2 separate regions of the Homo sapiens genome follow, and region 1 is linked to region 2. A link is a contact called in ENCODE Hi-C data. All regions are on one chromosome and are shown on one strand. The core of a region is the stretch at or near the end of the contact, and the rest is flanking DNA. Distances in the headings are between cores, read along the strand shown.

Evidence for each region. Hi-C counts contacts between places; a loop is a spot of excess contacts on that map. Pooled maps may share reads with other maps.
Region 1: a loop to region 2 is called in a pooled map of psoas muscle, with 6 times the contacts of the local background. The contact joins the promoter of LINC01828 here to the enhancer-like site in region 2. A Hi-C loop is called at or near these places in 2 of 50 pooled maps.

Annotation. Positions count from the first base shown.
Region 1 is chr2:67,084,340-67,089,709 of GRCh38, forward strand. LINC01828 (long intergenic non-protein coding RNA 1828) reads left to right here and starts at 2,107. Exons shown (of 5, transcript NR_110564.1): 1 at 2,107-2,216.
Region 2 is chr2:65,988,123-65,993,867 of GRCh38, forward strand. All of the region lies in intron 2 of LINC02934 (long intergenic non-protein coding RNA 2934), which reads left to right. Among named protein-coding and RNA genes, the nearest start is that of LINC02934, 200 kb to the left of the region's middle. Within about 2 kb of position 3,414, at least 2 of the 41 ENCODE cell types and tissues checked have a DNase peak (open chromatin) inside an H3K27ac peak, as active enhancers do.

The sequences.
Region 1 (5,370 bases), core at 857-3,356, 1.1 Mb after region 2:
GAAAAATCCACTGGGGTTAACTGTGGATACTTTCCCACACTGGAAACCAAACTGAATCCTGACTTGGAAGGTTTAGCCAATGTTTTATCTGCATAAAGACATATTCTTCTGCTGGGATGGGAAGGGGGGCAGTGAGGTGTTGGGACTGGGGCACATCATACAGTTACTCAACCTGCTCCTTCCTTCACCATTCCCCAATATATATAAGGATCTCTCCTTATCCCAACATCTACATCCAAGTGAACTAAGGTTAAAGTGAAAATAAAAGTTAAGCTTGAATGAACAGATGCTCTAAATCAGAGCTTGTGTGTGTGTTGGGGGCTGGGGAATGGGTAGGAGGGAGATGCAGTTAAGTAAGGAAGAATGAACCTTTACCTTTGTGCACACTTCTCTCTCTCTCTCTGTGTGTGTGTGTGTGTGTGTGTGTGTGTGTGTGTGTACAGGAGACCATTGCATTCATATGAATAGCAAGATCTTTCATGCTCCAGCTGTTGAATCACATCATTCTCTGCTTCTATGGTCTTCAAGAGTTGCAACCTGGCCACCATTGATTAGCTCAGGCTATAAAAAGATTCTCTTCAGTGATTGTACTGTTGTGCCTATGTGGTGTGCTTTTTAGGTACAGTAGACAGACAGTTAAATGGATGTGGCCTGCCTCCTTGAGATTCGTGCACTAGAACTAGCACCAACATTGCAGTCAGACCTTCTAAAAATCTACAAGCAACTGCACACCTTAGAACCCTGCCCTTACCACTCTAAGGAAGAAGCTTGAACACACTGTGCCGTAACTGTAGCACTCTCAGGCATATAGCCCACTGGGGGAAATGTTGATGACTCCGATCATTTCAGTTCTTCTCCAAGGGTTCCTGGGATCTCTCCCAAGCACTCTCAAAGACCTCTTCAGAATTCCCTTAGCTGCTTCCTGGGGCTTTCCTCTCCTCTCTTCTCATTACTCCTGACCTCCGCCACTGCCTGATGCTAGTGGCTGCAGCTACATTCCCATTTTTCTCTCATGACCTCAGCCATGCTGGTATAATCTCACCGGGTCTGCTCCCACAGCTGCTGCGTGAAGGTGAGGAGAGAATTCTCTTCCCACTGGCTTTATTCTTTATTGTTAAAGCACAAATGAGAGAGCCATGTGCTTTCAGACTCTTCCAGCACTCCTTTAATTGTTTCTATCTTTCAGCTTTTTGTGCTTTCCTCCTCTTCTTGGGGTTAATCACAAATGCTGAAGAGGTGCATTGGGACAGAATTCAAGGGTCAAGGCCAGGGTTACAGCTGTGGCCATTATCAGCCCTCTTATTTGAGCCTCCCACTAGGGTCCAATGGCCTCCACCTTCCCACCAGACAGGGTGTCCAGGGAGTGCTTATACGGTTTGCAGGACTCTTCCCTGGGAGTAGCCATAAGCTCAAAGAGCCTTTTCAAAAAGTTCTTTGTCCTCTGACATGCTCAGTTTTCAATGATCTTATAGTTTAAGCTGATGTTCTTGCATTCTTTCAATGTAAATACTCCTTACAGATGTTCCATGTTATTGTTGAGGGTTCACTGTGATTAAGAGACAGTCAGCCCTGCATAAAGTTACAGTACAAATTAATTATTTATGTTGGTAAATAATAAATGTTTATTCACATTAACTTTAAAAAATGGGGTATTGTCGTAACTTTAAAGTGTTTACAAAGACCAACTGTCTAAAATATCAAAAAAAAAAGAATAAAGTCAACGAGCAGCCTTTTAAGTTCTTAGGAGACTCTCCATAATCCTCTTAAAAACTTAAACAGGTACTCAAGACCCACAGCCATTTGGTGCTGGGTTCTTCTGCCTCTTGAATTATCTCAGCAAGATGAGCTCTTGCTCACCTTGGCTGAACTGTGTTCACCCAAAATTAATATGTTGAAGCTTTAACCCTTAATGTAACTGTATTTGGAGGTAGGACCTTTAAGAGGTAGTTAAGGTTAAATGCAGCCATGAGGGTGGGATCCCGAGCCAATAGAATTAGTCTCTTATAAGAAACACCAGAGGAGACTTCCTCTCCCCCCCCCTCCCCTCCCCTCCCCTCTTCCCATCTCCCTCTCCTTCTCTCTCTGCTCTGAGAGCCACAGAGGAAAGGCCATGTGAGGTCTCAGCAAGAAGGCCATAGTCTACAAACCAGAAAGGCAGCCCTTACCAGAGACCAACCCTGCCAGACCTTGATCATGGACTCCTAGCCTCCAGAACTGTGAGAAAATTAATTTCTGTTGTTTAAGTCTATGGTATTTCATTTTGGTAGCTCGAGGAGATGAATACAAGCCCATCAGTATGTATCTAGTGTCTGCTTCAAACAGGCTAAACAAATCTACATTTCTTCCTTTGAAGGAAGAGAAGCACAAAATCACATTCCAAGCTATCTTCATAAAAAGCAGCTGAAGAAAGGTAGCATGGGTGAGGTGGGGTATAAAAGACATTTAATGGGCCGGGTGCGGTGGTTCATGCCTGTAATTGCAGCACTTTGGGAGGCCGAGGCGGGTGGATCACGAGGTCAGGAGATTGAGACCTTCCTGGCTAACACGGTGAAATCCCGTCTGTACTGAAAATACAAAAGATTAGCTGGGCCCGGTGGCAGGCGCCTGTAGTCCCAGCTACTCGGGAGGCTGAGGCAGGAGAATGGCATGAACCCTGGAGGCGGAGCTTGCCGTGAGCCGAGATGGCGCCACTGCACTCCAGCCTGGGGACAGAGCGAGACTCCGTCTCAAAAAAAAAAAAAAAAAAAATACATTTAATGTAAAGCCCTAATCAGAGGCAACGTGTAAAAGCAGAGAAAGCCAGATATCTTGGAGTAGGGAGAAAAAAAGGTAATTTATCAAGCCCCATAAATGTTCATTTTAGAGCCAAATGCAAGTCTTTTTTGTCTGAGAACTATTTCTTGTTTACAGAATGAAGTCTGCCCTATCTTGCAGTTCATTTATAGCTACAGATTTGGGAACTGTAGGAGAATTTTCAAGGCAGGCTTTTTCTACTTTTCTTGCAAGTCTTTCCACCCTAGTTTAAAAGAACACAGAAGTCTTTCAGGCCTTTACCCATGTAAGAACAGAAGAATCTCTTTGGTAAAGAATTGGGTAATTGTCTCTGTTATATCTCCGGTGTTTCTTATAAGAGACTAATTCTATTGGCTCAGGATCCCACCCTCATGGCTGCATTTAACCTTAATTACCCCTTAAAGGTCCTCCCTCCAAATACAGTTACATTAAGGTCCTTTGCCATCATGTTTCATGCCTGGATTCTTCAGTCTTTGTAGGACAGTCCCTTCCCTGTGTGGAAAGCCATATATACTATTTTATTTGTGTAACTTTATCTTTCCATATGTAGATAAATTACAAATCTGTGTTTTCATCTCCATTCTTCTAAGTTTAAGCTTCATAAGTCCAAGAGTTTCCTAGATATTTCTAATAGACTATCACATGTTAGCCATCTCACACATCCCATGTCCAAAATGGAAATCATATGTTTTCCCCCGAATTGTTCCATCTCATGTATTCTAAGACTATTTGATGACTCATCTGTCCCTCAGTCTCGCAGGCTAGATAGAATTCTCCAGGACACCTTCAACACGTCTCACTTCTTGGCTGTGTTCAGCCCTATGCCCTACAGTCTACTCAGTCACCAAATACTTCACATATGTACCTCAAAACTTTGCTATCCATGCTCTCTCACCATCACTGCCGCTGCCTTAGCCCAAGTTTTCTTAATTTATTGCCTGGATTCCCCACAACCTTCTAGTTTATCTCCCAGCCTCAATGCAACTGTGACTAGTGCTTCCCTACTTAGACTTATATTTCACTTGAGTTCCCATTGGCTTTTATCACAAGCTTTCTCCTGAAATTATTGTTATCACAGTCACCTGTTATCTTTAAATATGAAATCTAATTAATTCTTCTCAGACCTCATTATCATGGTTCCCTTTAGCATTTGATGTTGTTGTCTGTTCTTTTCATCAAAGCGACTGCACCCAGATCTTGGACCTATTTTCCCCGGTTATTTTTCTACCTTATTATTTTTTCCCATCTCCTCTGTCGGTTCTTCTTCCTCTGCTCACCCTTTAAACTCTGGAGCTCTGGAGAGCTCTGTGGTCTTCTCTTTCTGTTTCACATGCTTCCCCAGGTGATCTTTTCTTCCACAGTTTCTGCTGCCCCTGGTAGTCCTCTTGATCTGGGTCTTTCCCTGAGTTGCACACGGTATTTTAAACTTCTAAATGAAAGCTGCAGTTTGATGATGTCTCACAGAAACTCAAATCACAATGCTACAAACTAAACCCCATATCTGTTTCCCTCAATCTTCTTTACCTTAACTATTTCTTACCAAGAATTCTTGTTACCAACCCAGCTATACAAAGCAGACACTCACTCATTAAACTTTTTAATAGAGTCTATTGCCTAAAAAAAGAAAAGTTCAAATTCTTTAGTATGAGTGTATCTGGCACCTTTGAGGCCCAGTATCTCATTCCCTCAGCTGAACTCTGATTTCAACAGGAGGTATTAGCTGGAATAGGCTACATCCCTTACCAGAATGCACCACTTGTCTTTCTAACCCAGTCTCCTCTGAAGCCACATGCTTGGCCAAGGCACAAGCACAGCCCAAAAAACCCAATACTGTGGGGGAAGGAAGCTTATACTACCCGGGGAAATCCTCAACCGATGGGAGATGCAGTCCAGTAGATGACTGACCTAGCATGGTGCTTCTTTATATATTGATATGGCAGAATTTGTCTATTTTACTGTTGTTGGACATTTGAGTTGATGAGTCCGTTGAATTTTGTATCTTTACCTAATAGATGTGCTTCATTATTATTTCTAATAGTTTTCCTATACATTCTTTTGGGATTTCATATAAAGAACCCTATTGCCTACAAATAATGATAGTTTTTTTTCTTTGCAATCATTATAATTTTGTCTTTTTCTTGTCTTACTGTCCTGTGTAAGATGGTAACTAAAAAGGTGATGATAGTACATATTCTTGGTGTGTTTCTGATTTTTTAAAAATTGCTTTTAATTTTTCGCTGCTAAAATGATGTTTTCTATGCTTTTTCTTTTATAACTATCTTTCATTAGGATAGATAAATTCTTATCTATTTCTAATTTTTCGAGAGTTTTTTAAATCATGAATTAATGTTGTATTTTATAAAACACTATTCCTGCTTCATATTGAGTTGATTATATGGTTTTTCTCCTTTAATCTGTGAATGTACTAATTACACTATTGATCTTTGAAATTTTAAACCCACCTTTTTTTTTTTTTTTTTTTTTTTAGCACAACTGAGCTAAGCCAACTTGATAGTTTTTACACATTCCTAGGTTGGGTTTGAAAATATATTTATTTAGAATTTTTGCATCTGTGGT
Region 2 (5,745 bases), core at 2,164-4,663:
GAAACCAGTTACAGGTCAAGGAGAGGGGTCTCAGAAGACACCAACCCTGTTGACAGCTTGATCTTGGACTTCTAGCCTCCAGAATTGTGACAAAATATATTTCTGTTGCTGAAGCTACCCAGTCTATGGTACTTTGTTATAGCAGCCCCAGCAAACTCATACAAGAGGCTTACATGAGTCAGCAGAAGAACTTTTCTTGAAGTCTTACCAACCTCAAGAGTTGTGATTCTCAACAAAAGGAAGGCTCTGATGGAATGAGAGTTAAGCCAAGTGATGGTAGGAGCTAGAAGGCAGTGAGAGTCAAACAGAAAGGGCAAAAGCCAAATGAGACAAAAGGAGCAGAGTAGTAAAAATGAAGCCCTGGTACTCATCAGACTTCTTGAGGAAGGTACTGTCACCTTTGACTGAGAGGTAATGTCAAAAATGCAAATGTCACCTTTGTATACCAAGGAGGCTTGAAGGTCTGAACTGTACATTTATATTGCACATGTGGGATGGGAATTGCTTGATATAACCTCAAGAAGTGAGGTTATGGTTACATTATGAGTAATAACAGCTAGCTAATAATCATATCTGAATTAATTGTAGGGTAAGCAACTACAGTCACCCCCCCAATATCCTTGGGTTCTGCATCTGTAGATTCAACCAACTGCAAATAGAAAATATTTGGAAAAACGAGGATGGTTGCATCCATATTGAACATGTACAGAATTCTTTTCTTGGTCATTATTCCCTAAACAATCCAGTATATTAATTATTTACATAGCATTTACATTGTATTATGTATTAGTCTGTTCTCAGGCTGCTAATAAAGACATACCCAGGACTGGGTAATTTACAAAGAAAAAGAGATTTAATGGACTCAGTTTCACATAGCTGGGGAGCCTTCACAATCATGGCAAAAGGTGAAGGAGGAGCAAAGGCACATCTTACATGGTGGCAGGCAAGAGAACATGTGTAGGGGAAATGCTCTTTTATAAAACCATCAGATCTCGAGAGACTTATTCACTATCATGAGAACAGCACAGGAAAAGCTCACCCCCGTGATTCAATTACCTCCCACTGGGTCCCTCTCGTGACATGTGGGGATTGTGGGAGCTACAGTTCAATATGAGATTTGGGTGGGGACACAGGCATATAATACTAGGCATCATAAATATTTTAGAGATGATTTAAAGTATATGGAAGGATGTGCATAGGTTATATGCAAATTCTATATAATTTTATATCGGGCACTTGAGCACCCATGGATTTTGGTATCCAAGAGGGTCCTGGGACCAATCCCCTAGGGATTCTGAGGGATGACTATTTCAGAGAGAAAACTACATGATTGTACTTTTAAAACAAAAATTCTTTAACATGAAAAATATGTGGAGGTATCAATTACTAATATTTAGAGTTTTAAAGGCAATGGGAGCAATCTATGAAGAAATGTGTTGTGACTAGGTAAATTCAGTATCAGTTTTTACTATCTGCACTTATGTTTCTTAACTTACTGTGTCTCTGGAATTAACCTTCGTTGTTGAAATCCTTCTCAAACTTTCAGGTCAAGCTCAAAGTGTCCCTCCCCCATGTAGCATTCCTGGAAGCTCCTTAACTACATAGCAGATACAAATATAACAAACCTGACAGTAAAGTACAGAGAAGAATCTTCTTGCCTTTATGTTTTCTCTTCTAGTTCATTATTCATGTGTTTTTCCTTCTTGGGGGTTGAAAGCTCTTTGAGGTCAAGAACTGTCCTTGATTTTTTGTTTAGCATAAAAATGCTTATTGAGCACCTACTATGTGCTAGTCATCATTCTAAGAGTCCTGGAGTATAATAGTGAACACGACAGGATAGAATTGACTTGGTTTTTGTAGCTCCATATTGCCTAGCAGAGTATATATTGTATGCCAAGCATCAATAAATATTTATTAAATTATATTTTGTCTCACCTTCAGAGGCTTCAGGAATTAAGAAGCAACCCTAGTTTGGTTCTGGTATGGTAAAATTAAAAAGCCCTCAAAAGGATTTAGACTGTTTTATCAGAATGTATCACTACCACCCTTGTATCCCTCTTTCTACAAGCTAGTGATAAAGTTTCTGTCCTTGAACAAATTTTAATCAGGCTCCTCTGAATCTTTTTTCCAATGGATCTTCACTTTTAGGCTTCTGTATTCATCCCTGTATTGTCCAATTTTAGCAAGAATCCTATTAAGTTTAGCCAGAATACCCCATCCTGGATTTCTGACCCCCTCCGTATCTGACCAGGTTCCTCACCCTCCACCGCCTCCCAGGTGATGTCTGGTCACCCTGCCTGCCTTCAGCAAGAGTCCTGTTAGGTTTGTTTAGCCAGAGTCCCCCGTCCCTTCATGTTTGCTCTTAGGAATTTTCCATCCATATCCCCCTGCCTCCCCCAACCCACTCCTTGGCTACAAATTCCCACTTTTCTTTGTTGTGTTGAGAATTGAGCCTAGTTCCGTACTGAGGTCCCTTTTCACTCATTGCAATAATTTTTCTGAATAAAATCTCATTTTAGCGCTTTAACTCCTTCTAGTTCTGTTTTTCCTTTGATGGTATTAGAAGGTATTTAGGGCCTGCTAAGCATGCTGGGTGCTTCCTTCTGTTCCTACCCATCCTATCCCAGGGTGTCCAGCTCATTGCTACCCCTTGCTCTTGCCCTTGGTCAGGTCAGAAAACCCCATCAAACATGGAGCAAAACCAAGTAACATCTTTTTTTCACACCCTGTGATCTCAAGTTTCTACTAATTTATTGCAACTAAGCTAGGAGATACGAACTTCTCCCTTTTACGCTGTTCATTTTTGTTCCTTATTTCTGTTTTTTTTTTTAAAAAAGATGGTTGTCATATCAGTTTGTTTTTCTTTACTGTCCTAAGGTTTTTGCATTTCACCCCTTGCCATAGATTTTAGTATAAAAAAGTCTGACTCTTTTCTTTTTAAAACAATTTTTATATTTTTATGCACATATCTATGAGGTACATGAGATTGACTTTTTTTCTTTGCAAACTTTCTGAAATGTTTCTGATTGTAATGTAATAGACAAGTAATTAAATATGGATTTAAAGAGTGATTTTCTTTTGTCTCATTTCATCATCAGGGGAAGAAAACAGTCATGGCCATCAGTCTGTGGGGCCCTGTGGTGTTAATATAAGGTTTTGACTAGAAACTTTTTATCCTCCATTCTCAAACCATTTTATCAGTCCTTGGAATTTTCTCTAATTTTACCAAGGGTTCCCAGGGGAATCCCCACCAGGTTTTAATGGCTTGGAGACAGACAGGATAATGCTACACTACTCCGTTTCCTAATATCCTCCTCACATGTTCACTCTTTGCATAGCCTCTGGGTCCAGGTAAAGTGCTGGCTCGGTGGCTGGTTTGAAACACGAGCCTCCCACACATCTGCTGAGGACACTGACTATGGCAGGGAAAGTGACTCTCCAAGTTTTATTTGGGTCGTAAAAATTCATGCTGCGCACCGCCTCTTTAGGAATCTGTGCCATTAAATGTGGCTAGGTCTAGAGTACATACACTCTGGAGGAAGCCAGAAAGGACATTAAAATGCTTAGTCTATGACACACTTCCTTATTTTTGTCATTTTGACATTTATGTGTTGTTTCATTAGGGATTTTTAAGAGAAGACCCTTTTTCAGCAAGAAGTTTTCCCCAGATCACCATTAAGAATCAACAGTTTATAATCAAACAGCTGTCTGGTTTGCATTTCAACTGAGCTGGACCACCTGCCGGCTGTTAACCTCTGGAAGGTTATTATGATACAATTGTTGTTGTTGTTTGTTTAAAAAGTTTCAGAGCTCAAGGAAAATATTAGTAATAAGTTACTTAACCTGCAGTGTTTACTGTTCCCACTCAACTTGCAGATGGTGTTCCAGTGGCCAGTGAGAGGGAGGACTCATCTGAGACCCACACTATTTTGTACTTGTTTTGGAGATGAACCGTAAAAATAGGCTTGGCAATGAGGAGCTCTGCCCACGTGGGAGGAGAGGTAGACAGCATTCAAAGGAAACACAACCATTTCTGAGGGCTGAGGTTGCAAGACAATATCTCAACATAACCCTTAGATTCAGCTTGGTAGCTTTCAGCTGAGGTCTGGTAGAGCAGCTCATTTTTTGAGCACGTGTGATTCAGCCATGGTATTTTGCAGCTTGCCTGCCATCTGCTTTCTTCCCTTATCTCTACATCCCCCTGACTAAGGGAAATGATGGCTGCAGGTTCTCTCAAATAGCCATAGGGGTACAATTTTCTAGGCCCTATAAAAATCCAGTCCCTGGACATCATTTGCGGATGCTGTGTTTACAGGGCAGCCTGTCTCTCTTCAGAACCTGGGGGCCAGAGAACACGATTGCCATTTGCAGAGGTGGGAAAGGCTCTATGAGTGTGTGTGTGTGTGTGTGTGTGTGTGTCGAGGATGGGGGGTGGTGGGGGAGGGTACCTGTAACAAGAGTAAGGACCACTGAGGACAGTGACTGGCTGGAATCGGTGTTCCATGAGGAATGAGATTTTTTTCTGTTTTATTTCATTCTTCATCCTCAATGCCCAGAACAGTGACCAGCATATGATGAGCACTCAATAAATATTTGATGAATGAAAGAAAGAAAGAATTAATGATCTTTTCTTTTTTCTATTCACCTCTTTGTTTATCCCCCCAAGTAATAATGAATAGTAGTCAGTTAAGTGTGGCTGGTTGACTGTCAGCACTGGTGTAAAACAAAAACAAAAAAACAAAAACAAAACTGCTAAAATTCTTTCTGGCTATACATTTTAGTATACTTAGGGTTGAAGATTTAGGCAAGAGAACATTCAGGGACTGATTTGGGATGATTTGTGAGGCAGAATAGAATGGGAGAAAGAATTCAGACTTGGGTTTGGAGCTGCAGTGTACCTGTTTCTTGCTCTGGGAACTTGGGTAAATTAATTAGGCTCTCTGATTCTTAGTTTCTTCATGTGTAAAATGGAATAATAATAGGTATTCTACAGGTTTTTATATTAGAGATTGTATAGGTAAAAGCTGCAGAGAATAGAGGGGTAGTAAATTATTATAATTATTAATAGTATATTATTACTGTACTATCAATACTATTATACTATGTAATATCATTATACTATTATAGTATAATAGTATCAACACTATTGTATATCATGTAATTGTATCAATACTATTATACTACATAATGTCATTACTTCTCTCCTTTTTCACACTCACTGCCCACCAAGGAATTAACTTCCTCTGGGCTACAGCATTTTGTAACAGAAACTGTCCAGGATTCTCTGGATTCTAGTTCTATCTCCACGGGTGGCTAACTGTATAACCCACAGCAAGTTGTTTAATTTTTGAACTTCACTTTTTGCATATGTAAAGTGAAGAAAATAATTATGCTGATTCTAACAGGTAGAGAGCATTCAACAAAGTAGAGCTATGCAAATGGTTACTTTGCAAAGTTTGTATAACCCTGGGATATTTAATGTGAAGCTACTTGGTCAACTGTTAAATATCATGCAAATGTGAGTTGTATGGTTCAGTTCATTTCAGCCAACACATTTTTATTGACTATCTACTATGTACCAGATGCTGTGCTAAGTGCAGTGTTAGGTACAGAGAAATAAGGCAGGACACCTATTTCTGAGGTGCTCTTAATCTGGTGGAGGAGATAATCACATAAACAGAGCACAGTTATCCCTGTGATAGTGAAGTTCACGTTTGTTCTCTTTGTTCACTGTTCCATGCTGGC